Regions from separate parts of the Mus musculus genome. Here region 2 is linked to region 1. The links are chromatin loops, found by intact Hi-C in ENCODE. Cell type or tissue: heart. All regions are shown on one strand.

Region 1 (2,500 bases):
CACACACTCTCTCACACACACACCCATACACACACCTAGATCCTGCATACAAACAAAAACATGACTTCCGTCCGTTTGAATCTGGCCCAATTTACTTAACTGGATGCTCTCCAGGTCCATATTCTGCAAACAGCATAATTTTATCTTTATTTGTTCATTGGTTGGATAAAATCTATTATCCACATCTCCCCTACCTACTCGTCTGTTGGTAGGCATCAAGGCAGACTCCCTGTCTTGGCAGCTGTGTAAATTACAGCTACAAACACGGATGTGCAAACATCTCTGTGATGATGCACAATTGTCTATTTCTTGACTACAGAGCAAACTTCCTAGAATGTATTGGGCACAAGCAGGACTCTAAAGTAGGTGTGTTTGGGAGGCATCTACTCACATCTTAAACCCCATTCCTGGGTACCCTGGCACAACTCATCTGCAGGTCCTGACAGCCATGTTTAGACTTTATCATTGTTTTGTAGTTGACAGAGATCAACAATACACTTCACCTCTCCTTATTTCTCTACAGAGAACCTAGAATTGTCTTTTGTGTTTCTCTGGACCTGAGGGTTGTTGAGCAGCCATCTTTAGCACAGTCAATGATCAACTTGAATGAAAGAGGATGATAAGCCTACTGGAGACAGGCACAGTCACCAGACAATGCAGTAGGTTCAGATGTCAGCCTTGGCTTCCACTGGCTTTCCATCTTTGAGTCCACACAAGAAGGTGTGTCGCTCTTGTGCTTTGATTTGGGAATTCTTTTCCTGTGCCCCTATAATAAACTCTGTGTTTCATTTTGATCTGAGCTAAAGGGTCCCAATTAAACACAAGCTGGAAATAGTCTGGTTTTCTTAACCTTTAATTCAAGGTTCTTCCTTCTCCCAAAGCATAAAAGAGAAAATAGAGGCTGTGCCAGAATGAGCCTATGAGGTGGCCATAGATGGCACCTCTGTCACCCTTCTACAAAGGACAACTGGAAAGGCCTTCCCTATTTTTGGATGATTAGCCAGAAAGGGTGACTAATGCCTGGGGTCTTGCTTTGGACTCTAAACCATATAATGTTGCAGAACCCCGAGTCCTCTCAGTGAAGGACATTAACAATCTGCTTCAGTTTCAACACATCAAAAGAGGTTTGTGGAGACAATTATTTGCTGAAGGGGCAAGTGACCTTGTTGGACTTGACATTTATTTTATCTTCCTTTGAAAACAGTTAAAATTGCACAGTTGATATTTCGTGCTTCTAATCCTTCGCCTCTAGATGGTTACCAGAAAGAAATAATAGTAATAAAAAAAGATTAGATCTAGCTTTTGACTTGGGGTAGACTTTGGAATTATTTCTTTTCAAAGAAAAACAAGAACAAGACTCTGCCTATACCACTGCTCCCACACAGGAAGAGCTCCCGATGGCCCCTGGTGGTGCCGGCCTGAGGACACAGCAGCTTCGGTGGTTGGTCCAAGGCCAGCCAGCTTCAAGTTCAAATTCTGTGCCTGGCTCCAAGTTGGCTAGAGAATAATGTGTCCGCAGTGCTAGTGTTGTCTGCTGTGGGGCAGGCCAGTTCCCTGAAGCGAACCCGCCCCATGCTTGTTCCCTGACCTCCTCCCACAAATCTGGGATGGTTTTCTAGAGAAATAGCTGCTAGAGTCCTCCACCTAGTCTGCTCTTGCTTTACACAGCACTGGGGCCAGGGAACACTTGAAGGGTGGATTCCAACACCCTGAGGTCAACACCATTCTCCATGGCACACTCTGTGCTACTAGAAGGTTTTGAGAAACTCCTGTCAACACCAGCCATTTCTTTTTGTCTTTTTTTTTATTTTATACAACTGTCTGTATTTGTGTATATGTTTGTACATATATGTATGTGCTTATGTGTATGTGTGTATGTTTGTACGTGTGTATGTTTATTTGCATACATGTGTATATCTCTATGTATGTATATGTGCTTATGTGTATGTATGTTTATATGTATACATGTGTATATGTCTGTATATGTGTGTATATGTATGTGTGTATATATGTGTGTATGTATGTATATATGTGAGTATGAATATGTCTGTACGTGTGTGTATGTGTGTGTGCCCATGGCCCATTTGGAAGCCAGAGGCTGATGGCAGGTTTCCTCCTTATTTTTTTGAGACAGAGTCTCTCACTGAGCCTTGAGATCACTGATTTGACAAAATCAAAACCAGGCAGCTGTGACTGATCCTCCTACCTCTGCCACACTCAATACTGGATGGCATGCATCGATTGCCATGCCTGGCTTTTTTTTCAGTGCTGGGGACCTGAGTCCTCATGCATTCTATCCACAGAACCATCTCTCCAGCTCTGACTGTCCCAAAAGGCTTCTTTCTATCTCCTATTAGACCATAGCTCCTCCCTAGTGGAGCATGCATGCAAGCTTGCCGAGTTTTCCATTCTCTTGGCCTCTGATGGCAGGATTAAATTCAACTGAACAAAGAGCTTAGAAGACATTGTGAAGTTCATAGTCAAACAGTAAACTCAGATT
Region 2 (2,500 bases), 560 kb before region 1:
GGGCCAGCAGGGTCACTGTCTATGTGGCCTGACTTTTTTTTTCTCATTTGACTCGCTTCTGTCATTGCTTATTATTGGTAGATGCATGGACAACATGGTGGTTTATAAATGAAGACTCGCCTCTGTCATTGCTTATTATTGGTAGATGCATGGACAACATGGTGGTTTATAAATGAAGACTCGCCTCTGTCATTGCTTATTATTGGTAGATGCATGGACAACATGGTGGTTTATAAATGAAGACTCAAACACTTTCAGAGAAGAGTTACATTTCTCTTCTCATTCATCTCTGCTTTATCCTCGACCAGGCCGGGGGCCCCATTGTTTCCTAGATAAAATTCCCACCTCTATTTAAGCCACCGCTGCAAAACCACTTGTTCAGCCTTCCAGAACACAGCTCATTTGCAGACCGGTTTAGGCTTGCCCTGACATAGGCTTTCCCAGAACCTCATTCAATAGTCCATGCTCACTCGTGACTTCCTGTTGTTCTTTCTCACACCTCCATGTCTGTTTCCCATACCTTAGGAGGAGAAGAAACCCAAAGAGATCTTGTTGTACAAACAAATTCTCCACCACCTGCCCCCAGCAACTGCTTCTTGCTGAGCCTGGATTCTTCATTTGACCGGGATGACTCACACCCAGGTGACCCTCAGATTTGACTGTCCCAAAATGTCAGCTCTTTGTCATGGTGACTTTCCAATAACTCAGCACTGTGCCTAGCATCTGGCAGGCACTCAAAAAATACCTGATGGGCTAAAAGGAGTACTGACCTTCTGTTCCTAAAGCTTCCAGCTTTCTCACAACAGTTGCCCAGCACTGTAGACCCCAGCTGACCGCCCTCCATGTGGGGCTCTGAAACTCCTGAGTTTGTCATAGTGTAAGCAAGATTGTCATGTCCAAGGTTCCCAGTTCATATGGACCTTCTGTTTACTCTCCTTTGAAAGAACGAACTTTTAGTCCATTCCCTTTCCTAATAGAGCCTACAGGGCTGGGGTGGGGGAGGAAATGACATGGGCTTGGCAAACGCGAGTTTCTATTATTAAAAACAGGTTGAAGTCGGAACTCTGTGCAACTGCTCCCTACTTTCCTCAGTTTTTCTATTTGAAGTGTGGAGATAAGGTCTGAAACTCCCAGCTGGCTCTAGTTGAGGGAACATCATCCTCATTAACACTAATGGGAGCTGGGCTAGATCTGTGCAGGACTTCTGACAGAAGTCCTCTGGGTCAAGCCTACTGAGTGACCCAACGGGAAGAGGGAAGCGTGGGCCATGGATGAGGGAGAGAGGATTGCCCTTCATTTCATTCTCTCCTGGAACCTGGTGACAAGGCAGAAAGAGAAAAACCCAACGCACAGAGACTATTTGACTAAGTCTAAGGTTCTGAAGACAGGCTACGAAGACTTCAAAAAAGCACGGTGATACGGTCCTGAGGGAAAGGAGTGGTCTCTATTCAGTCTGCACACATTGTTGTGGGGAATGTGAAGCTGGCGGGGAATGGCAGAGCGAGAGATGGAACTGCCATTCTGCAGGTGGCAGTGAGGATATATATCATTAGTCAAGAATGTAACGAGCGAGAATTAGATATTTCACGTAGGCACAGAGACCTCATCAGTTTCACTCACTGCTGTATCCCTGCGTCAAGAACAGTGCCTGGCATCTGCTGTGAATGAGATAAACATCTGTTAAAAGATAAATAAAGGGCTGGTTGGATGGGCAGAAGGAGGAGTTAACAAGAAAGGATTCTCTTGGCTGGAAAGATGGCTCAGAAGTATAGATGCTTGTCTAGCAAATCTGGTGACCTGAGTTCAAACCCCAGAACCCATGTAAAAACAGAAGGAGAAAATATACTCTCCAATGTTATCTTCTGTTTTCTACATATATGCCAAGGCACATGTACACACACACCCACCCACCCCCCCCCCCACACACACACGAGACAGGGGAGAGAATAGAGAAAGAGGCAAAAAGAGACAGAAAGAGACAGAGAGAGGGGGAAATTTTAAAGGCTTCTCCAAGAAGAAGTTATTTGTGGGGAGCGGGAGCAGGGGCAGGGTGAACCAGAATGAGCAAGCCAAGACTGTTCTATAGGGAAATCCCTAAAAGAAGAAACAGTAAGTTTCTGAGGCAAGAACAGGTACAGAGTATCAAAAAGAAAGTGAGGCTGAGACTAGTGGATGTTAGGGGGCAGGGGTGGGGTTGGAGACAGAAACACAGATGGACTGACAGAAACATAGACGCTGGAACTTGATGAGGACTGGGCAAGGAAAACAGCAATCAGTCACAAGAATTACTCTATCACCCAAATAAAGCACTCTCAAAATATCTGACACACAGAGTGGGAACCCAGGGCTCTCTAACTTCACGGAACTCAGCCAGGGTTCTGTGAAAAGAAAATCTTCAGCAGTCTGTTTTGCCAAAAAGAAAAACAAATAAATAAAGGGGGGAAAATCAGAATCCTGGAATAATACATGAGAGGCATTATCTTTGGCGGCTACTGTCTAA

Evidence for each region. Peaks named below come from ENCODE experiments on the same cell type or tissue, not always from the same donor. Only the 100,000 strongest peaks of a DNase experiment are listed, where the experiment ranks them.
Region 2: a loop joins it to region 1, with 6 times the contacts of the local background. A loop is called at or near these places in 1 of 42 quality-filtered maps.

The regions. Positions count from the first base shown.
Region 1 is chr11:44,127,716-44,130,215 of GRCm38, reverse strand. The region is part of intron 6 of Gm12153 (a long non-coding RNA gene); the gene reads right to left. Among named protein-coding and RNA genes, the nearest start is that of Gm12153, 170 kb to the right of the region's middle. In heart, no CTCF peak of the experiment used is centred here; a DNase peak (open chromatin) is centred at 1,535.
Region 2 is chr11:44,688,323-44,690,822 of GRCm38, reverse strand. The region is part of intron 6 of Ebf1 (early B cell factor 1); the gene reads right to left. Among named protein-coding and RNA genes, the nearest start is that of Ebf1, 71 kb to the right of the region's middle. In heart, no CTCF peak of the experiment used is centred here; DNase peaks (open chromatin) are centred at 762 and 1,052.